Regions from separate parts of the Homo sapiens genome. Here regions 1 and 3 are each linked to region 2. The links are chromatin loops, found by intact Hi-C in ENCODE. Cell type or tissue: endothelial cell of umbilical vein. All regions are shown on one strand. Region 1 overlaps ATP8A1 (ATPase phospholipid transporting 8A1). Region 2 overlaps LOC105374428 (a long non-coding RNA gene). Region 3 overlaps LOC124900697 (a long non-coding RNA gene).

Region 1 (8,000 bases), 72 kb before region 2:
AAGAGTTGTGAATAAAATGTGGTTTTAGTGAGAAGGTATCTTTAGTGTTTTTTTTTTTTGTCTTTTCACACTGTTAAGCTGTTCCACTAAAACTGAACTTTTAATATATCTATTAGTGTTAGCATAAATATATTTTATAATGTGCCTTAATAGTAGTATCAGTATCTATAAACATTGATGGCCCAGAATTGCATAGATGTTGAAATGAGTAGTTCCCCAAAGGTGTAAGATAAGACTAGAGAAATACAACTCATCATCACTTATTTATTTAGCAACCTCCTGTGAATGGCATTTATATTCTGAAGGAGGGACTCTGCTCTACAGGACTAAAGCAAGAAGTTCAAAATAGCTAAGGAAAAACAAAACAACAAAAATCTAGTCATTTTCTTAGTAAAGAGGTAGAATGAGAACATTATAAACTAAAACCCATGTGCAGCAACACACATCTCACCTTGCGCTTATGTTGACTAGAAACCAAGGCATCAAAAATACTCCTTACAAAGTACCTTTTGTTTGGTGATGATCTCTGTTCTAGTTGATTTTTTATAATAAATTCTCAGCATCTTGGGGGTAAAGGTGGGAGGGCCCAGCATTTGTTGAGTGCTTCCTAAGTGTCAGTCATTGTGCTGACAGCTCCCTGCATCCTCACAGTCTGCCTGAGAGTTAAGTACTGCCCTCCTGATATATAGGAGATGACAGAGAAAAGCTTGCCTGTGGTGACCCAGCTAATAAGCAGCCAACGCAAAATTAAACCAAAGCCCTACTCCAGAGCCCATGATCTTTCCTGAGTAATGTGCTTCTTTCTTAAGAAAGAGACTTTCTTACTGCTTTGTTTTAATGCTGTACGTTAACTTGATATAAAAGAAGAGCTAATGAGAGCCTTTATATGAACTGTACAAAACGGAATTATGTTACCTTATGTATTTCAGTTGCTGTAATATGAAAGACTAAATTCTCATGTCTGCCTTCTTACCACTTTAATATTGTAATATTAAAGTATTATGCATTTAGGAAGGCCAGCCTGAAACCTGGAAAATGTCTTTTGGGAAGAAGATGCTGCATAATGATACATTGCCATCCTCTAGTCTCCCGTAGTCATTTCGGTTTGAAACACCAAAGACTTTCCAGCACCCCATCCACAAGGCTCTGCTAAGGAAGTCAGACCACCTGCTGCTAAAGCTGCGACTTCCTCAAAGCAGTTACATATTTTAGTGTCCCTCAGGGTCCATGGGTCTGTAATGCTAGATCATTTAAAGAGTAGAGTAAGAAAGCAACTCTGTAAAAATGGCCCTTTCTCATTTCTCATATCTGTTTATTTCACTGACAGAAACAAGTTTTACAACTATTTGCAGAACTGCTGGAGTTTTAGATTAATTAGTTTTCTTGCCTTCATGTAGCTAATTTCCAATGACAATAAAATATGTCCAATAATACCAGTTAACCTCCCTAGACTTTAAAATATATATGTGGAAGATTACTACAAATGTTAACATTTCTAAATATTTTTTCTTCGGTTTTTGCCTAAATGTTTGCATAATTCATTTACACAATGAGTTCATTTTGCAGAGGATCCTTTTTTTGTATATGATATTGTTTCATTTCAGGGTCTTAGAAAAATTGGCAAAATACAGAACTAACATAACACAGCAATTTAACTAAAGCTTTTATAGTGGGAAAAACACAAGATGGAAATTTTTCAGCTGAATCAGTTCCAGTTATTAAAATTGCATAAACATTTGCTGCAACACATATGGATTACTTATTTGTTTCTCATGCCTATTATGTTCTTTAATATCAAAACAATTTTATAAAACAATGAAGAAATGGCATGATTTGGAAGATGGATGATGTCTATAAGTACATTTCAGAATTATTACTCAACTTCACGTATTCAACAAATATTTGAGTTTCTACTGTGTGAGACACTTTTATGGGAAGTTGGGGGAGAAGATGCCTTATTTTTTACAATGTGCTTTTAGAAGTTACATAATTATCTGGATTTGTATCTGAGGAGACAACTATTCTAAACACTTCCTGAAAAATACTTTCCTTGTTATTTCACCTACCATAATTATTTTTCTGAAAATAGTTTATTTTAAAATAAAATTAAGGAACACATGTCATACCATATTAGTGGTAGTGAACTTCTAGTTAAAAAGTCTATGAAATGTCTTCTTTGTGTAATGTTAGTTAATATTTACTTTAATATTTTTAACTAAAAAATAGTTTATACCAAAACGTGCCAAATGTGAAAAAAATAGTAATAACTAATTTTTTATTCTAAAAATTGCCATGCTTAGAATATATGTAGTCAGTTTTTAAAAGTGAATAACACTACTGTTGTTTTGTATTTTTTTATTTTAATTGTGTTATACTGGCTCTGTGTTGCCATTTGACTTAAATATAACTGAGTGGGGGGTGGTGAGGAGATCCTACTTTTTACTGGGAGAAGGATTATTGGGGACCAAACTCCTTAGGGAGAAAATGGCCTCAAAAGTCTGTCTAAATACTTGAAATTTCATTCGCTATCTGAGAAAATGTGTAAAAAGAATCACTAGGCTACGGATTTCTCGAGCAATCTTTTGTTTAAGTCTAACTCTCTTTGGTGGTCCTGTGGGCACACTGGGGTCTCTGCCGAGTTGATAATTCATTTCACACATTTGCACCTGCTCTGCAGCCTGACCGAGAGGGCGCAACTGCTCAAGAACGTCTTTAAGAAGAACCACGTGAACTTGTACCGCTCTGAATCCTTGCAACAAAATCTGCTCCGTGAGTATTTGAGTTTCTTATTTTTAAATAAATTCTCTGCCATTGCTGTATCATAGCATTTATACAGTATCCTGACTTTAGGGATATTTATTTAAAACTAATGTCTAAAATAAGTTTTGCATATTTGTAACCTGTAAATAACAGAAAATCCATTGGTCAGAACCATTTCACTTTCAACAGAAGAGATAGTTAATTTTAAAATCTTGCTGTTTCACTTAAAGAAAAACAGTATTTCCACATTCCTTGCTTCCTCAAATCTTTTTCTTTAAAGCCAGTAAATCTTAATTCTTAAAAGCTGCCCCTGTCTTGTTATCTTTTCTACTTGAATAACTTTGCAAGAGCCTTTCAGCTTTCATACAACACAAGGAAGCATATATTTTCCCCTTCAGAAATATTTATGAATATTTAGAGTTGTAAGACATTATTAGATATTGTGCCCTCTTAACATTTCAAGATCTAAAAAAGAATATAAAATGTAAAGCCCTGTAGTAAATGTATTTGTGTGAGTAATATATCTTTTGTTTCATGTTGTTTCCACTTATAATTTATTTTCACTTACGTATACTCATGTCTAATGCTTTTGCTCTTTATACTTCAAGAGGCCTTTTCTAAAGATGTGATCCCCTTGGGGGCCATTCCTTATGCCCATGCCATGTCGGGGCGTGAGTGAGTTTATTTGTGATGCTGAGAGCCAAGGGGAATGTCCTCTGAAGGAAGGAGACCACTTGCCACCATGAGCAGCTATTTGTGTTTATCTCCTCCTCCTCGCCTTTTTAAATTGACAAACAATAATTGTCTATATTTATGGAGTACAAGGTGATGTTTTGATGTACAGTTGGCCCTTTCTATCAGTGGGTTCCACATCTGTGGATTCAGCCCGCTGTGAGTCAAGTATATTCAAGGGGGAAAAAAAAATTCACAAAATTCCTAAAAGCAAAACTTGAACTTGCCATGGACGAAATACTACATTGAATCCACTAGAATGAACTGATGTGAGGGCATTGTATTAAGTATTATAAGTAATCTAGAAATGATTTTAAGTCTACGAGAGAATGTGTGTAGGTTATATGCAAATACTGTGCCATTTTATATAAAGGATTTAAGCATCCGTGGATTTTGATATTTAAGGGGGTCCCTGAAGCCATTCCCACAGATACCAAGGGACCGTACATGGTGGGATGGTTGAATCAATTACATTATTCACCACCTCACCTACATATCACTTTTCCTTTCCTCTCATCCACCTGACCTATGTGGAAATATGTGAGCCCACTTGACTCAACTCCCTCACCCCCTCCAGAATTGGGGAAGCAAAAATTAGAAGAGTTGGAGTTGACTTACGGGACAGAGGATTTAGGGGAATTGAGGGTGCCTACTCAGTCTTCTAGAGAGAAGAATACCTAGAATCTAAACTGGCAACCTAAGATCATCCCACTCTTTATTTTGAAGTTAAGTCTGTATCTTTTCTAGGCATTAAAAATCAGTGTCTCCATGCTTTTGAATGTGGGAAGGCTGCATTTGTTCCCCAGGCTAGAAAATGAATACCCAAAAGTCAGAATAACGGTGGTTTCCAGTGCCTTTGTGAGAATTTCTGTTTTATCATTAACCTACAGATGGGTATGCGTTCTCTCAAGATGAAAATGGAATCGTTTCACAGTCTGAAGTGATAAGAGCATATGATACCACGAAACAGAGGCCCGACGAATGGTGATGGGGAGAGCCTGAAAGGCAGGCTCTGTTACCTCTCTAAGGAGAGCTACCAGGTTGTCACCGCAGTCTGCTAACCAATTCCAGTCTGGTCCATGAAGAGGAAAGGTAGATCTGAGCTCATCTCGCTGATGGACATTCAGATTCATGTATATTATAGACATAAGCACTGTGCAACTGTACTGTAACACCATCTCTTTTGGATTTTTTTAAGGTATTTGCTAAGTCTTTGTAAACGGAAATTGAAAATGACCTGGTATCTTGCCAGAGGGCTTTCTTAAACGGAGAATAAGTCAGTATTCTTATGCCATTACTGTGGGGCTGTAACTGACTGTCAGTTTATTGGCTGTACCACAAGGTAACCAACCATTAAAAAACTCTAAATGATATTTAGTTAAAGGGACTCTTGGTATCCAGACTTAGATTTCAGGATATGCTGAAACAAACCAGCATTCTTAAGGAACTGACTCACCTTCCTGAGCAAAATTTCTAAACAAGCATTTGTGTCCAAAATTGTCTTGATAAATGTTTGCCAAAGAGGTTCAGTAAGTGTTTTTCTAGTTCAGTAGTCATATGCCCAGAAATGTAAGAGAAAGTTTACTTCCAGTTCCGCTGTAAGATCTGCATGCCTGACTTTCCAAATGTAAGAGTGATTTACAAAAATGAATATTTCAAGGCATTTGCTACTAAAATCGGTGATGTTGCACCTTTGGCCTTACAAATGCTTCTTTGTTGTTTGTCGTGTTTATTTGTTAGAGGACACACGTGTTAATGTGACTCTGTTGTTATGACACTGATTTTTCAAACTATGTATGTTTCAGGTATTTCTGATGAAGTTTCATCATCATTTAGATTTTTCTAAAAATCTGGCTAATGCAGTAGATTGAGTGATGTCATTTTGTCTTAAAGTTTTTCCTCTTAAGAAACATATGCTACGTATTTACGTGGGATTTCCAAAGCTTCTGTTGCAATATTTGGAATAACATGTCAGATAAATGCATGGGCTTTTGTCCTGTGTTCCAGTTCCCACTAGAGATGCCTGTGTCTTGTGTAGCACACCCAGTGTTATGGTGACTGCCCCCTATACTGAAGACTGAAAATTATTTCACAGTTCACTCATCAAATAGTTCCCAAAATTCGTCACATGCTGCTTATTGGGACAAATAGGTAGTACATTTTCCCCATTTAAAAAATGCGGATTTTACTCAGGCCGGTAACTTTACAGTCAGAGGACACGTTCATCATGAGTAGCTTTTGTTAGTATGTTTTAAAATGTATCTTCAGTTCAATTATTTTCAGCATTTACAAGACATCTGAAAATGGCTATTTTGCTACCAACAGTAAATGAAGGGGCTGTTTAAAAACCACAACCAGTTTTCTACACTATTTTTTAAATAATACTTTCATTTGAAAAAAAGGAATTAGTTTTCAGATACACTTCAGAGATTGAAGCAAACTATTTGCCTTTTACTCAAAAGCCTGCTTGCCTTTACATGGACTTACCAGCAAAATAGGTAGAACTTTCTCTTTTAAAAAAAGTCAACTAGAATTGAGAAGAGGTGATTTTTTTTCAGATCGCTTCTCGAGTTTAATATTTTCACATTCTTTTCACCCTTTTTCTCAATCTAGATTTAAAATTAGGATATATGTCATTTCCTTGTCTGTATTTGTAGCTCCTTAGTTACCAGTATGCCTCTCCATTTTCTACAAATAAGAGGTTATAACACATATACATAATTCTAACCTTAAGGGAACACACGTTTACATACTTTACTTCCCAAGCCCTTCCTGTTTGGGGTACAGATTGAGAGAGTCATGAATCAACACATCTAGCAAGACCACAGGTGTAAGAGTCTAAGATCGTCTTCAAAATTCTGAAGTCCCAGTCTTTACCTGTCCAGTGAATGAATATTCAGAGCAGCTTTTCCTGGGCTTCCCAGTGGTGATAGCTGAGGTCAAACCACAAAAAATAAGAAAGCAAGAGTGAAATGCACCCCTCCAGAGAAACACTTTGTAGTGTTTAATTCTGTTAATAGAGAAGAGCTGCTTCTGTTTGCGCTCACTTCATCAGTGGCACCCTTCTGCAGAATTTTAATATAAAAACATTATGGATATAATAGAACTGGATTTTCTGACTTAAAAATGTAAGTTTTATTTTAATCTTGAAACGTGGATTGTTTCTGTGGAGCTCTTAAACATGAGAAGAATACTTACGGTTGATAATGTGTAACATGATCTGAAATGTGACTAATTTGAGCCTCTTTGTCCCATCGTCCTGTTTTTGAATTATTGACATTGTCAGTCTCTTTGCTTCCTGGGTGAGACTTGGGGTTTGAGGGACAGGGAATGACCTTCTTGGTGAAACTTAAAATATAACATTGCAATTGCAGTGACTTTACAGTGTTAAATTAGAGAAAATAGTCTGATTTTTTAAACCTTCCTTAACTGGAAAAAAGTCACATGGTTTTACCAGGATTGAAATAAACAGTCAATGTGACTTTTAACATGTGTTTTTTTGAAATAAAGGGCACGTACTCTTCAATTAAAAAGTTCCTTATAGGGACTCTGGCAAATGCTAACACAGTTGCTTTACAATGTTTACAATTCAGACAATACGACTTATAATAGAAAATCCTCATTCATTTAGCATTGAAAAGCTGGAAGTTGCTTCTTTAATGTTGAATAGTATACAGTGGTATTGAGCATGGACTTTCTAAATGTTTTATATATACATATAAAAATATATTGGTGTCTCACACCCAGAAAGATGTTATATTGTAGATATTATTAGGAAAACAGTGTTTCTCAGGAACGTTGTAAATTTTAAATGATATATGTACTTCCCGTCCTCCCACCTCCACTCTGTGCTCTAATGTGAGACTGCTTCAGCAGTGTTGCTAAGTTAATGGAAAACTTTTTCTAATCAAGTCAGGTGAATGTGTATTCTGCTAAATAATGTTAGCCATTTACATGAATTGTATGGTCATTAAATGGAATCAGTGATTCCTCTTTAATTTCCAGAGGGGAAATGAATTATGGAAATCAGTCAGCATTCTGATCATTAAATTTTATACTTTAATTTTGCCGTTCAGCATTCTAAATATCCAATGTGAAAGTCACATGATAATTTGTTTTGCATTGCGTGCACTGTACAACACTTACAACTTGTCATTTAAAATGTTTTCTCGGGAAATGAATGCTAGTCAGAAAGTAATAGATTGTATTATTCATAGTTTTAAAATTATGACAATGTCATAATTACTACAAAGCTAAATAATCGTGTTTATTTTTGTGCAGTTGCCCTTTGATAGTTCCTGGTTTTAAAACCTATTAAGTGTATAATCTTACAAATAGTCATCTACAAAATTTATGGAGAAAGTGCCCAGCCCATTCACATCACATGGACCAGGAATTCTTTTGTAAATGACTTAAGGTAACATCATGCAGTTCAGTGCCTAATAAATGCTTTTTAATGATGAACATTTCTATAATGACTCGTAAGATACCATAGTCTGATTTTTCTC
Region 2 (8,000 bases):
TTCTACGAGAATGCACTTCCAGGAAATGCATTCTTCTATCCTGATGTGAGTGTGAACCTCTGGTTAAAGCTGCCCCCCCTGTAACATGGAGGGTATTGGGGGTGAGGGGTGGAAAGCAGTCTGGGCACCATTCCCTTAATTTTCCAGAACATTCCCTGATTCCAGAATATCATTATCTTCCTGTTGCCCATCCATGACACTTTAATGAATTTGAAGACAATTAAATTAAGTCTCTGTGCATTCAACTATGATTCCTCAAGTAACAAAGATGAAAATGAGGATCCGGTTTAGATATCTATGACCTAAAACTTGTTTATCTTACCCCCCCACCTTTGAAAACTTATCCATCCCTGTTGGGATACCATAAAGAACTCTCTGTGTCTAGTAACACCTGGAAATCCCCACGACTGTAAACTAAGTGTATTTTGGAGTGTATTAATCTCTGCTAAAGGAGCCCTTCCACCCAGCCTCCTTCTCTGAACCCCCTGCCGCCCACACAGGCGCAGGTCTCACTGGGAACCCTCAGCGAAATGAGAGCCCGGCAAACCAGTCGTTGCTGCCCGCCCAGGGAAAACACCAGGTGCAGAGTCCAGTGCAAAATGTGAACTGGGAAAACACTTATAAATCAAGCAGGTCCCCAGGAGTAAAAGTACAAGTTAGCAAAAAATAACAACAAAGTGGCCATGAAATGTTAAATCAGACCAACCCAACAGCAAGCTAATTACAGTGGCCCTTACAGAAAGCCCAGAAGTGAAGACTGAAATGATAAACTAAGAAAAAACTAGAGAAGCATTCTCACCTCCCACATCCTGCTACTTTTTATATTTTAAGAGTATTGGCCCTATGTGATATATGTTACAAATGTTTTTTTTTCCCAATTGTCAGTTATCTTATGACTTTGCCATTATTTTTTTTTAATTTCCCATGCAAATAGGTCTTACTTTTAGGTGGTTCAAATGATCGGTTTTTTGTTGCATCTGGATTTTGAGTTGTATTTAGATAGCATCTCCCCACATCTCTGCTATAAAGTCACCCGTATTTTCTCCTAACACTGGTGGATTTCATTATTTCCTTCTTCTTCCTCTTCTTCTTCGAGACAGGGTCTTGCTCTGTGGCTCAGGCTGGAGTGCAGTGGCATGCTCGTTGCAGCCGTGATCTCCCAGGCTCAAGCAATTCTCCCACCTCAGCCTCTCGAGTAGCTGGGTCTACAGGCATGCATCGCGCCTGGCTAATTTTGTTTTTATTTTTTTTTTAAATAGAGACGAGGTCTCCCTATGTTGCCCAGGCTGGTCTTAAACTTCTGAGCTGAAGCAATCATCCCTCCTTGGCCTCCCAAAGTGCTGGGATTACAGGCGTGAGCCATCACACCTGGCCAGGTTTCATTTTGGATCCATGTGGAGTTTATTCTTGTATATGGTTGTCTAGTGGTCCCCACACCATTTGTTTAAAAGTCAATTTTTGCCTCAGTGATTGTAGATACCACCTTTGTCATGTACTAAATTTCCACACATATGTGGGTCTATTCCTGGGCTTTCTGTTCTATTTTGTTGGTCTGAATGTGTATGCATGTGCCAGAACGACACCTTGAATTACAGAAGTTTTATATCGTACATTATAATAGATGTTAGGTAGCATTTTTTTTTCCCCTGTGTTTCCCCAAATATTCTTGCATGCTTTTTAGATTTTGTTTTGTTTTGCTCTATGAACTTTAATATCAGCTTGTCTGGCTCCAGAAAAAGGCTTATTTGTATTTTTGCTGGGATCACATTAACTTGGGAAGAACTGATATCTTTATGATATTTATGATACTAAGTCATTCTATCAAGACAGGGATATGTTCCTGAACATCTTTCCATATGTTCGAGTCTATTTTTGTGCCTTTCAGAGTGTTTTAAAGTTTGTTTTTTTCCCTATATAAAACGTACATATTTATTGTTAATTTTACTCTTAAGTATTGCGTCTTTTTTGTTGCTGCATCCTATTACTTTTTGAAGCCAAGCTGATCTCAGCACTTGATTTCTGGTTCTATTTAAAGAGTAATATATTCTTTTCCACCTTCATTTTGGTTTCCTTTTACCCAATCCACTAGTCTCTTTGTCAGGCTTTGAGGGTATCTATACTGACCACTTTGGAAGAACAAGAGACAATATTAAGTCCAGGGTTTAAGACAGATGACATAAGACAGTGGCGAATAAGGTCTTTGGATCTTAGCAAGAAAAAAATTTGCATGTGTCTGGGGGCAAAGATAAGAAGTTGTAGGACTCACATATTTTAAAGTCCGCTTTTCTCAGTCAAGTAAACTCTATCAATCATTATGCCATCTTGGACAATCTTCCAAATCTTCTTTCCTCTTCTTGGTCTGATATAATACAGTATACTTATGAGTAATAGTATTGAGTTGATTAATCTCTACTATAAATTCTCCTTTCCTAATATTTTCCTAATACTTTCATAATCCAAACTCCATGTGGCCACAAGAATCTCTGACAGATAGTTGTCTCCAAGGCTATCTGTGCAGCCAAGTTAGAGGCGGGCCCCATGAACGAGATCCACAGCGGGATCCACATCTCCAATTGTACATTTCTGTCTGATTTCAGACTCGGGGTATTTAGCTAGTTTTCTCAGGTGGTTGGTACATGGTCCTGCTGAGACCAAGACCACTGGTTGGATTTTACCGAAAACCAGCCAGCTCTCCTTTCCCAATGCCTCTCTTCCAATAGCACTTTAATCCCTCAGACCCAAAGAGGAACGAGTGAGAAATCTAGTCAGGTCATGGGAAATGCAATGCTGAATAGCAACTGGAAACTTTAAGCCTTTGGCAGGAATGAGAAGAAAGACCCCTACTGGGTCCTTTCCTGTAATACCTCTTTCTCCACCACTTTCACTGTTGAACTTCTAAACACCCCTCAAGGTCAAGCTTAACCGTCACCTTCGATACATAATTTTTCATGAGAGCCCTCTACCTCTTAAAAAAGTAATCGCTCTCTCATCTGTTTTCCTACTAAATTTTAAACATGTTTCTATTATCATTTTAATCATATTTTATTACTGTTCCATCATTAATTGTTTATATCTCTGTCTACCAACTACGCTTCAGATTCCTGGAGGGCAGAACTATGTTTCATTCATCTCAGCACCCTCAAGATCTAGCAATTTAATTGAGTTAAATTGACCAGAGGAAGAGATTTGAACTTTTTTTTCTATTCACTGTTTGAGATCTATTAGTCATAGCCTCAGCGGGAAGCAGTGATATAAATATTAGCTGGCTCACATTTATCCCAAGATACCCTAGCTAGAGCTCCCTTGTGAAAGTATGGAATGTCCTCCATACACTACCTCCCTTTCAGCCTATTAATGAACCTTTTTTTTCTTTATTTCTTTTTTTTTTTTTTTTTTTTTTGAGATGGAGTCTGGCTCTGTCACCCAGGCTGGAGTGCAATGGCACGATCTCGGCTCACTGCAACCTCCGCCTCCTGGGTTCAAGCAATTCTCCTGCCTCAGCCTCCCGAGTAGCTGGGATTACAGGCACCCGCCACCACGCCCAGCTAATTTTTTGTATTTTTAGTAGAGACGGGGTTTCACCATGTTAGCCAGGATGGTCTTGATCTCCTGACCTCATGATCTGCCTGCCTCAGCCTCCCAAAGTGCTGGGATTACAGGCATGAGCCACAGCACCCGGCCAATGAACTCTTAATTAGTACAATGGGAATTGTTTTAAGGATTAAATAAGAAGATGCAACTAAGGCACTTATTGGTGAAATATTAGTAATTTTATTACTACACAGACTGATGAGAAAATTTGGATGACAAATAGTAGAGCTACCAAGTCAAGAGCATTCCCTTAATGGATTGTTATGTGATCCAACAATAGCTCTCCAGCTTTTTTCTACCACTACATATAGATAAGTGATAGCACATGTGGTACATGCTCCCAGGGTCACTTCTATGGACTGGTATATGGATTCATGCAGCTTATGGGCAAATTGTGGTGCATTTGCTGGACCGCCCTATCTCCTTTACCTCTATCTCAAGAAAGCACACTGGAATGTCTGTGAGTAAGAATGGCATAATTATAAAAACAGCACATCTACTCTTGTTAGTTTTGTTTTTAATAAAAAACATTTTTTCATTGTTACGAATGAAAACTCAATTCTTCATTATTACTAATAAATCACTCTAGCTTACCTCTGTTTTGGCACAGTGGTGTTTTGTAAAACTCAGTTGCTAAGATCCACTATTGTAGACCATGGGGTTCTAAAGCTGACCACTGTCGCACTATGAAATGCTTGCAAACTTTCTACTCACCATAATGATTATGAAACATGAGCTCCGTCAAATGTGCCATCAGGATATTCTCATAGGTAGACATGACACAGGATGAAGCTGAACTGTGCCATAAGGATTTTAAAGCTCAGGGTCCTGGCAGGAAAGAGATGGCAAATTCAAAAGGAGAAATTAAAGAGAGTTTGAGAAAAGGACAATTTACAAAGGTTTGGTGAGGTTTAAGGGAAATCAACAAGGGATGGTAAAGCACCCAGGGGCCAGCACCACCCAGAAGCTGCTGCTAAGCACGAAGGGAAGGGCCAGGAGTCAGTCGCTGGAGCCCAGAGAGAATTGCAGCTGTTGGAAAAGGCTGTCTACAGGATAAAGCCGCTGACAAGCCCCAGCCCAGCATGTAGTGAGCCAGGGGAATAATATGTCAAGGCCCTTCCGTTTCTCCTGCCCATGGCTCCCACTGGCCAAACCGAACTGGAATTTAGAGGCAGAGGCCTAGATGCAGTTCAGAATGGCCAGTCTTCTTGGACAGAGGGCAGAGTGAGAGATGTAAAGTGTATCTGGAGAGACAAGCAGAAAACATCCAGCACCGATGTCAGCCAGCTGTTTTCTTCTTGATACCGTGTTGTGAATTCTATCCTATCTTTTAGATGTACTGGACAAGGTTTGAGTCATTTCCTATTTGGTGGAAAAGAGAAAGCTCTTTTTTTTTTAATCAGCTAAAGCTAGAAACAACTAGACTCACAGAGGTCCAACTAAACTCTAGAACTACACAGCTTCATCTCAAACCTAAATAGAAAGAGATTTCAGTCATGCCTTCCCCAGGCCATTTTAATTCACTTTCTTGGGAAAATTCTGAATGTCTCAGTCTCTTTATCTTCATTTTCAGATTATCAATTGGACAGAAGGTAAAGATAAAACTTAACAGAATTTAAACTGACGGGGAGTGAAAAAAACTTGAAAAAGAGCAGAAATATTAGAAGGGGATTTTTTTCCCACCCTCTTCCTTTTAAATTCTTGTCGTGCATATTCAAGAGAATTTTGATGGTTGACAGAACTAGAAGTCCTGTGTGTTCACTTTGATGATGCCTCTCCTGCTCCAGCTGGAATTTCTCCTGGAGAAAGGAGCAGAGGTCGGAATGACCTCTCCCTCCTTGCTGGGCAGGTAGGGGCTCCATTTGCATTCAAAGCTAGCTCAGTTGAAAGTGTTCTTGAGAACACCAAATATTTACTCTTTTTAAAATTACGTTTTTATTAGGCTGGGTGCAGTGGCTCATGCATGTAATTCCAGCACTTTTAGAGGTGCAGGTGGGAGGATCGCTTGAGGCCAGGGGTTTGAGACCATCCTCGACAACATAGCAAGACCCCATCTCTACAAAATAAAAATTAGCAGTGCGTGGTGACACGTGCCTGTAATCCAAGTTCCTGAGGCAGGAGGATCACTTGAGCCCAGGAGTTCAAGGCTGCAATGAGCTGTGATCACGCCACTGCACTCCAGCCTGGGCAACAGAGAAAGACCCTATCTCTAAAAAATAAATAAATAAATAAAATTACTTTTTATTAATTGTTGAAATAATGTGTACATGTTAATTATATGTAATTTCTGTAATTTGGAAAACACAAAAATATATAAAGAAAATGGAAGCAGTGAATATTCTTACCACACAGTGGTAACAATCTTTAATGTTATATTCTCTTCACTCTTTCTATATGTAGATTTCCTAGGTAGGCTTTCCACACTGTGTGCAGTTTTGCATCTTCCTTTATTATAACTAACATTATAGAACAAGATTCTCCATGTTATTAAATACAGTTCAAAATAATAAAATGTAAACACTGTATAACATGTTAAATATAAATAACTATATCCCAAGTTATTTAATTATTCCCCTATTATTGAACATTTAGGTTTTTCCCATCTTCTTTATGATAAATAAGATTGCAATGAACATCTTCATTCACTCATGACTTTTAGAATCTATGATGAATTTCTTAGAACAAATTTCTAGAAGCAGAGTTACAAAGTTAAAGTTTTACTTTAGATCTGGCCAAAGTCACTATCCAAAAAGATTATACCAATTTACATTCCCACCCACAGGGTAGAAGAGTGCCTATTTTTACAGAACCTAGCTGACACTGAGTGTTGGAATTTACTTTTATCCCCATCGATGGCGTTTTGTTGTTGTTTTCGCTGACATTACTTTGTTCAGCGAAGCTGAATATCTTTTTCACACATGTAGGCCCTTGAACTCCCTTCCTTGTGAGTTCTCTGTTTCTGCAGTTTGGCAGCTAAGTTTTCTTCCAAACTTTTGTTCCTCTCCTGAGGATCACAAAACTTTGTACAACTTTATTCCAATTCATTGAGTGTTTTCAGATGGTTGGTTGCTTTTAACAGAGTGAGTTGATTCCAAAAATGTCATTTCAGTTGGTTTTTGACAGAGAGGGCCTATATGTTCAGTTGAAGGCTGCCCAGACTGTTTTCCAAAACCATAACTAAAGTTATCTTAATTGTCTCTCTGAATATATTAAAATACACAGTAGCCTACAGTTTTCAGTCCATAAATCCACAGCTCTTGGAAACAACTTTCTTTTGTGGGCCTCTCTAGGCCTAATTAGGACTATATGATCCTTTTTAGGTACTGGGAAGAGTGAGAAAAAAGAGTTTGGTCAAGCACAGGCCTTTTGACATGCATTTTCAACTTGATGTGAAGCCCAGAAATGTTACTACGAGTGTGTCCTTGAGTGCCTGTGTGCTCTCCCACTGTTTCTATGGTAGGTGATGATGAGATTATTTCTATGCTTGGGCACACCTTGCTGTGGCTACTAGAAGTTAGTGATCCCAAAGGAGAGACCAGGGAAGCCAAAGGGATTTAAGGACACAGAATCATTTTCCATTGCAAGTTGACCAATAATCTCAAGTAGTATTTGTGCAGTGCTTTCCGTTTTACAAGCACTTCCTTATACATAATCTCATTTAATATAACAACCACATGGGTTGTTTAACACCGTCACCTCTGGTTTGCAGGGATGATTAAATGACTGGCTCAAAGTCACATAGCTAATAACTGGCAGTGCTCAAACTCCTGGTTTCCGTCAGTAAACGTGACTTCAACTCTATTCTCCTGTCACCCTGGTACTTTGTTTCCTGAGTTTTAGAAATGTAATAGGATCATGGAACTAGAATTTTAAAAAAAGAACAGCAGCAACAACAAAAGTAGAAGGTGCAACAACAAAAGCAGAAGGTACAACAAAGCTGCTCATCATCTTACTCAGTGGTCCGGAGTAAAGAAATAAGGGAGATGTTGTGTAATCTGTTCAATGAACAGTTGCATTCTTGGTCTTTGCATATGCCTCACATTGTGGGCTTATCTCTGAGTGATCATATTCCCTGTGTCCTGTTGGAGACAGTGCTTTTTTTCCTGTCAATCCAGCTTGGGCTTTTACAGTGTTACAGTCATTGTTGACTCTACAAGATGCTGTAAGCTCTACACAGGCCATTGTGTGCAGGTAGACGGCTAGATGAGAAGACCTGAGTAGCCACATTGCGGTGAAATGTGCTGCTTCTCCTGGAAGAGTCTGCTAGGAATTTCAAATGTAAAAGTGCATTTTTCCTACACTTGGCGCCAATGGTGGCCCCAGTGGTGGATTTGGAAGTTATCTTTCACAACTTGACCATGTTCACCGGGGACTTGGATGCTGAATGGTGAGTGAAGATAGGCAGCATT
Region 3 (8,000 bases), 58 kb after region 2:
ACCGATCAAACATCAGGAAGCCATTAGGAGATTATTATTGGCTGTACAGAAACCTAAAGAGGTGGCAGTCTTACACTGCTGGGGTCATCAGAAAGGAAAGGAAAAGGAAATAGAAAGGAACCACCAAGTGGATATTGAAGCCAAAAGAGCCACAAGGCAGGCCCTCCATTAGAAATGCTTATAGAAGGATCCCTAGTATGGGGTAATCCCCTCCGGGAAACCAAGCCCCAGTACTCAGCAGGAGAAATAGACACGAGGACATAGTTTCCTCCCCTCAGGATGGCTAGCCACCGAAAAAGGGAAAATACTTTTGCCTGCAGCTAATCAATGGAAATTACTTAAAACCCTTCACCAAACCTTTCACTTGGGCATGGATAGCATCTATCAGATGGCCAATTTATTATTTACTGGACCAGGCCTTTTCAAAACTATCAAGCAGATAGTCAGGGCCTGTGAAATGTGCCAAAGAAATAATCCCCTGCACTTCAAGCCATACATTTCAATCCCTGTATCTTTAACCTCCTGTTGTTTGTCTCTTCCAGACTCAAAGCTGTAAAACTGCAAATGGTTCCTCATATGGAGCCCCAGATGCAGTCCATGACTAAGATCTACCACAGAGCCCTAGACCGGCCTGTTAGCCCATGCTCCGATGTTGATGACATCAAAGGCACACCTTCCGAGGAAATCTCAACTGCACGACCCCTACTAAGCCCCAATTCAGCAGGAAGCAGTTAAGAGCAGTCGTTGGCTAACATCCCCAATAGTATGTGGGTTTTCCTGTTGAGAGGGGGGACTGAGAGACAGGACTAGCTGGATTTCCTAGGCCAACTAAGAATCCCTAAGCCTAGTTGGGAAGGTGACCGCATCCACCTTTAAACACGGGGCTTGCAACTTAGCTCACACCCGACCAATCAGGTAGTAAAGAGAGCTCACTAAAATGCTAATTAGGCAAAAACAAGAGGTAAAGAAATAGCCAATCATCTATCGCCTGAGAGCACAGTGGGGAGGGACAATGATCGGGATATAAACCCAGGCATTCGGGCCGGCAACGGCAACCCCCATTGCGTCCCCTCCCATTGTATGGGAGCTCTGTTTTCATTCTATTAAATCTTGCAACTGCACACTCTTCTGGTCTATGTTTGTTATGGCTCGAGCTGAGCTTTCGCTCGCTGTCCACCACTGCTGTTTGCCGCCATCGCAGACCCACCACTGACTTCCACCTCTGCAGATCTGGCAGGGTGTCCGCTGTGCTCCTGACCCAGCGAGCCACCCATTGCTGCTCCCAATCAGGCTAAAGGCTTGCCATTGTTCCTGCATGGCTAAGAGCCCAGGGTTCGTCCTAATCGAGCTGAACGCTAGTAGCTGGGTTCCACAGTTCTCTTCCGTGACCCACGGCTCCTAATAGAGCTATAACACTCACCACATGGCCCAAGGTTCCATTCATTGGAATCCGTGAGGCCAAGAACCCCCGGTCAGAGAACAAGAAGCTTGCCACCATCTTGGAAGCTCTAAAAACAGAGACACCCCAGTAACAATAGAACAGTCCAGAATTGGTGGAAACAGCAAGGCAAGAATTTGGAAGCAAAGGATTCAGAGATTTAGGGCACAAATTGTCTGTTGATGCTTTCCACTGAAGAGTTTGGAAGAGTCTTTTGCAAGTTCCTGTAACGAACAATCAATCCATTTGCCTCGATAGGCAGGTTCTGGGAAAATAAAGTCATGCTAATGAAGACAGAAGAGTGGTGCAAAGTTCTGCTAATGTAGACAGAAAGCTGTGGATTGTATGGCTGGGTGCAGTGGCTCATGCCTCTAATCCCAGCACTTAGGGAGGCTGAGGCAGGCAGATTACTTGGGGTCAGGGGTTCAAGACCAGCCTGGCCAACATGGTGAAACCCCCATCTCTACTAAAAATCACAAAAATTAGCCAGGCCTGGTGGTGCTGCCTGTAATCCCAGCTACTCAGGAGGCCGAGGCACAAGAATCGCTTGAACCTGGGAGGCGGAGGTTGCAGTTGCAGTGAGCTAGAGCATGCCAGCACCACTGCACTCCAGCCTGGGCAGCAAAGCAAGACTCTGTCTAGAAAAAAGAGAAGAAAAGAAGAGAAGAGGATTATTAAAAGAAAAACTTTAAACAGATTAAATTTAATAGAGTTTATTTGAGCAAAGGATTCGCAAATCATGCAGTCCTCAGAAGCAGAAGAGGTTAGGAGAGCCCCCCTCTGCAAAGCGGGCACTTTGCAGGGAATATTTATAGACAGAAAAATGGAAGTGAGGTACACAAACAGCTGGATTGGTTACATCCTGGCGTTTGCTTAATTTGGACGTGGTCTTTCAGATGGCAGCCTGTGATTGGCAGAAGCTGGACACCCAGCTATTTGCTATAAAATATACTCCTCATTGGATTTTCATTTGTTTACATACTAAGTTAGGTTGCAGTTTATTACTTAGTGATACTCAAGGTATGGGAGGTGGTCTTAGGCCAAATTTAGGATAATTTAATAGGTTCCAGGATTGGTGTTCTGCCTGATAAAAGAAAAACTTCAGTGGAATTAAATTTAAAGGAGTTTAATTGAGCAATGAACAATTAGGCTCAGAGACTCCAGCACAGCCACATGTTGGAGAAGATTTATGGACAGAAAAAGGAAAGTGATGTACAGAAAACGGAAGTGAGGAACAGAAACAGCCGGATTGGTTACAGCTCAGTATTTGCCTTATTTGAACAGGTTCAAACAGTTAGCTACATTTGACTGGCCAAAACTCGGGTGATTGGCACATGTGTAGGCTCTGGTCTGTTTACACTTTCACTTGTTACAGTTCATAATGTACAGAGAAACCTTTAGACCTAACTTAAAATATGTAAGGAGGCAGCTTTAGACTAAACTTGATTTAACAAGGTTGAGCGTCCGGATGGGCAGTTTGGGTTCTCAGGTAGATTAAAAACTTTCTGAACTTCATTCTCAATGGACTTGAACATTCAGACAGCACTACCAGACATCCTCGTGGACGCCTTTCAGCTTCTAAGAACAAACTCTGTGTCTCCAGGGCTAAGGATAGAACAGAATGCTAAGATAACATAAGAAGGGGCACCTCGTTCAGTCTTTAAGAGTTGGGTAAGGCTTCTCAGAGGAAGAAGCACCTATGCCGAGACCTAAAGGATGAAAAACATCAGCCAGGCAAGGAGTGTGCAAGTCAGCCCAGAGGCTGTGTTCTAGGCATAAGGGGCAGCATGGGCCTGGAAATGAGAGAGACAGAGTGTGTGCATTGGAGAGCTGCCTGTCATCCAGGAGGAAGGGCTGAGGTTGTAGGACAGACTGTAACAAGCCTTGTAAGTTGTGTGTGCTAAGGAGTTTGGACATTTTCATGAAGGGCAATGTGGAGCCACTGAAGAGTTTTTAGCAGAAAAGAAAACCATAATCCAATGCACATTTGTAAAGGATCATCCTGGTGCTGGCGAATGATCTGGGGAGGGGCATGACTAGAGGCAGGGAAAGCAGTTATACCATTTACAAGGCTGAAGTCACACTGATTCATATTTATGTTCTTCTCACTTCAGAATCCACACGTTCATGGAGTCATAGAACCTAAGGGTTGAAAAGAACCCTTAAGGCCAGGCACGGTGGCTCACCTCTGTAATCCCAGCACTTTGGGAGACCGAGGCAGGCGGATCACGAGGTCAGTAGATCAAGACCATCCTGACTAACATGGTTAAACCGTCTCTACTAAAAATACAAAAAATTAGCCGGGCGTGGTGGCGGGCGCCTGTAGTCCCAGCTACTCGGGAGGCTGAGGCAGGAGAATGACGTGAACCCAGGAGGCGGAGCTTGCAGTGAGCCGAGACCGCGCCATAGCGCTCCAGCCTGGGCGACAGAGCGAGACTCTGTCTCAAAAAAGGAAAAGAAAAGAACCCTTAAAATCACCCAAACCCATGCCTCCCTTGCAAATTATACCAGCTACTCGAGAGGTTGAGGTGGGAAGATCTCCTGAGCCCAGGAAGCTGAGGTTGCAGACTCAGCCCTCTCTCCCTAATCCTGGGCTGGAAGGGGAGGAAGGGGAGGAAGGGGAGGAAGAGAAGGGCCCAGCGGGGCCAGGCAGGCACCCTGTCACTGGGGGAGGCTGAGAGGCAGAGCAGGTCTTGGGAAACAGCATTCTAGTCCAACCACCCACCCAAGCTGTGATTGACTCCCCTACATGCTGATCTGATCCAAGGAAAACACACGCTTTTCAAAACATAGAGAAATGTGTACCCAGAGTGTGCTTTAACAACTCCAAAGCCAATTATGGTCCATCTGATCTAACCAAAGCTGATTTCCTCAGGTGGCTGAATGAGAGGTCAAATAGCCATTCCCCAGGATTTCCACAGAGCTCAGCCAGAACATGAAGTTCCCGGCATGTCCCCAGGGCCGACAGCTCAACCGCTGAAGAGTAAAGCAGTCAAATCTTTTAATTTCCCTCCTTCTCCTGATAATTATAAATATGACACTGCAGTGAACTACAGCAAACTCCCCTAGAGGTGAGGGTTCACTATTCATTCACAAAGGAAACAAAAAGAAATCCTCCATATTTCACTTTCCCACATGTGCATGATTTTCACTGATGCTGATCAGAAAGAAAAACAAAGAGGCATTATTTGCAGATGAAAAAAATTGCATATCCACATCCATCTATTTATATAAATCCCCTTTCGCTCCCGTGCAGTCTGCGCCATTTGTGGAGAACTGCATTTCACCAGCACTCCATTCATGAAGAATCTACGAGCGCCCTCTAGAGGAATTTTCTCTCTTTCACATCTACACACGGTGAAAAGGGCCAACTAGGGCTGCTCTTGTCCGGGCTGAATTCTGGAAAGCATCAATTTCTCAGGATATATATGCAGCGTTTAAGTACATTTTCTGCGAGAAGCAGATGCATTGGTTTGCAAGTCAGAGCGAAAGCCAGTGCTGCTGTTCAGAGTCAGAGCTGGGCAGGATGAAGTTTAATGAACATTATTAACCATTGAGAAGATGCATTTCTTGCTGAGTAGCCCCCAGGGCAGACGACAGCTCAGTCACCCTGGAAGAATTCAACCAGAAAAAGACCTCACAAACCGACAGTTCTGTGCTAGTGAGAACCATTATTGCCGGGAAGGTGAATCTCTGAAACTACCACAAAACATCCTCACTGCCCTTCCCCTGAGGTTTCACAAACCACAGCAAAAGTCCAGTCAGTACCATTCAGGCCACCAGCAAGCCACGTGACCCCAGGCAAGTCATGTAACTTCTTAAAATGAAGGCTGACGAACTCCTGGAAATTTTGCTTCAGTCGTTATGAGGTCAGGGGTCATACACCTGCAAAATCTTGCTATAAATGCCCTTTGAACTCTTTCTTTTTTGCAAGTATGATGATGAGGGTTGAGAACAACTGGGTTATCCCGAAGTGTGAAAACTCACTTCAAATAGATGAATGATTCATATGTGAGAAGCTCTCATGTATGGGATGACTGGAAGTATGCCTTATCTTGAAGTCATTCATGTCTTCGTGATTTTTTACTTACAGAGTGCCTTTTTTGTTTAAGACACTGAAAATATTTGAAAAGAGATCCCTGGATCCCTGATGATTTGCCTTAATGTAATACTGAGTAAAATCTCATTAAATTGAGTGGAAATGAGTGGGGAAAATGAACCTTGAATTAAATGGGTTTGAACAGTGCAATTTAAAAAATATATATTAGGCATCTAGATAATACGGAGATAACAGTTGCTAAAATTATGTTGACTTCTTGATTTAACAGTGCCGCTTCCTCCGGGTGCAGTGAAATGAGCAGTTTGGGGAGGCAGAAAAACCTGGGGTCAATGCTGCTTCAGGGTACAGATCCCCATCCACAAACCTAAAACCAAAACTTTTTTTTTATTAAAAAGTAAACTTTAATGTCGAAAATGCAAACTTGGGGAAAACAGAAAAGATCACACACAAGGCTGTCACTTCACACTTCCAAGGTTGCACAGTGGTGGGGCAGAGGCGCTCCTCACTTCCCAAACGCTAAAACCGAAACTTTAAAGTTTCCCTAACTCGCCAGGTGGTGGCTCACGCCGGTAATCCCAGGACTTTGGAAAGCCAAAGCAGGAGGATCACTTGAGCACAGCAGTTTGAGACCAGCCTGGGCAGCATAGTGAGACCTCCTCTACAAAAAATTTTAAAACGAGCCAAATGTGATGGTACACGTCTGTAGTCCCAGCTACTCTGGAGGTTGAGGTGGGAAGATCACTTGAGCCCAGGAAGCAGAGGTTGCAGTGAATTGAGTTTGACCACTGCACTCCAGCCTGGGCGACAGAGCAATACCCTATCTCAAAAATAAATAAGTCAATAATTACAAAAATTGAAGTTTCCCTAACTTAACTCAATTTCTGTAGTGAGTCCCCATTCCACTAGGGGGCAGAAAGGTTAGCTGAGTCAATCATGGTTCCTCCTCGTTTCACCATATTGGCACATATTGGCACATATTGGGCTATGTGGGGTCACAGTGTTGCAGACTGGCATCTGACTTGATTTTTTTCTTCTTTGGAAAATGAAAATATTTATTTAGAACCACTCTGGGTTTTCTAATAGGTCAGTAATTTTATTTAATATATGTAATGATAGATAGATCAAAGGTATTTTCAAGTAATGACGACATTTTCTTAATCAGGGATTACTAAGCCCCCCCTAAGATGCTAAAATGTTATGCATTTGCCTAGAACCCTTTTTTGTCAGCAAACTGTGGTCCTGCATTTGGCAGCAGCCGTGATTCAGAGCAAGGCGGACTGGAAGGAGCTGTGGTCTGGATCTTTCCCTCTGCGCTATTCCCCTTCCCAGCTTGTCCTCAGCTGCGCCACCTGAGAAGTCTGGAGGAACATTCGCTGGAGTCTCCACGGTTCCTTCCGGCTGGGGTTCTTCTGCTGTGGCTTGGGCCTCTCCTGAGCTGCAGAGGCTGCCCCAGGCCCCACTGGGAGCCACACCAGCCACGCTCCTCAGGACGTCTCTGCCCTCTAAAACCAGCTGGGCTTTCATTTCCACCCGATCCTAGCCCCTAGCCCACCCCGGAAGGTGAGGCATATGGGCCTCCCTCTCTCAGAGACCCACAATGTCTCCTTGCAGCGGCTCCTTCTGCAGCTTCTCTCACTCTGATGGAGACACTGTCTGTCTGGTCCGGGAGGACTGGGGTGGGGAGTTCGCCTTGCCCTGAGTCATCAAAGTTTTCTATGTTCTGAGACCTCTTTAGAGTTCCTGTAACCACCCTTTCCAGAGGTCATGGATCCACATGACACCAGGGAATTTAAACGCCGCAGAAATTTGGAAGGGTCAAGAGTTACAGGAAATATTGAGTGAAAAGGGTCCATTGCTGTTCTGAAAACTTCCTGTGGACGTTCGGCAAGCTCCTGATTCTCCCTGAGCCTCGGTTGCTTCATCTAGCCAAAGGGAAAATGCTGTCTACCACATAGGGTTGTGGCGAAGGGTAAAGGTTAAACTCCTGGCTCGGAGGCTTATACAATAACCCCCACTCCCAAGGCCCCACTCCTGCTGTCTCTTAGCACTCCTGGATAGAAAAGAAATCAAGAGGGCTGAGTGTCCACAGCAACTGCTCTGGAATAAAGAAAAAAGGCAGTAGGAAAAGTGCATGGACACCCTCCCAGGGGACCCCATGGCTGGCAGAGGAATCTTGGAGATCGAACGTGGGAAGAAGAGGACGCGGGCACACAACCGGGAAAAGTCAAGATGTAGCCCAAGAACAAAAGTGCAAAGTGGCCGGGCCCCCCCACCCATAATGCTTGGGCAGCCACAGGGGCAGGGTTTAGAAGACAGATCATGGCTCCGCAGGCCCACGCACCTGATCTGGAACCTTCGCTTCTGCCATCTGCTGGGCAAAGTCCTAAGACGTGGCTTCTGTGATGTTCTACGCTGGTCCAATTGATTGCATTAGTAAAATCCTGCCATACATTTCACCGTTCCCCTACAGAAACCTGTTTCATTTTAAAATGAAACTTCTCA

The links. A loop is a pair of places that touch in the nucleus more often than their neighbours do. Peaks named below come from ENCODE experiments on the same cell type or tissue, not always from the same donor. Only the 100,000 strongest peaks of a DNase experiment are listed, where the experiment ranks them.
Region 1: a loop joins it to region 2, with 6 times the contacts of the local background. A loop is called at or near these places in 3 of 110 quality-filtered maps.
Region 3: it touches region 2 in a loop (4-fold over the local background); 4 of 110 quality-filtered maps call a loop at or near these places.

What each region holds. Positions count from the first base shown.
Region 1 is chr4:42,409,396-42,417,395 of GRCh38, reverse strand. ATP8A1 (ATPase phospholipid transporting 8A1) reads left to right here. Exons shown (of 37, transcript NM_006095.2): 36 at 2,678-2,769; 37 at 4,383-8,000. The coding sequence ends at 4,480. Among named protein-coding and RNA genes, the nearest start is that of SHISA3, 16 kb to the right of the region's middle. In endothelial cell of umbilical vein, no CTCF peak of the experiment used is centred here; a DNase peak (open chromatin) is centred at 4,955; H3K27ac peaks cover 2,508 bases.
Region 2 is chr4:42,336,968-42,344,967 of GRCh38, reverse strand. All of the region lies in intron 1 of LOC105374428 (a long non-coding RNA gene), which reads left to right. Among named protein-coding and RNA genes, the nearest start is that of SHISA3, 57 kb to the left of the region's middle. In endothelial cell of umbilical vein, no CTCF peak of the experiment used is centred here; DNase peaks (open chromatin) are centred at 3,237 and 4,807; H3K27ac peaks cover 2,031 bases.
Region 3 is chr4:42,278,944-42,286,943 of GRCh38, reverse strand. LOC124900697 (a long non-coding RNA gene) reads left to right here. Exons shown (of 2, transcript XR_007058106.1): 2 at 543-1,121. Among named protein-coding and RNA genes, the nearest start is that of SHISA3, 110 kb to the left of the region's middle. RefSeq lists enhancers at 1,233-1,734, 2,551-2,690. In endothelial cell of umbilical vein, CTCF peaks have their summits at 4,760 (motif pointing left) and 6,391 (motif pointing right); a DNase peak (open chromatin) is centred at 4,753; H3K27me3 peaks cover 436 bases.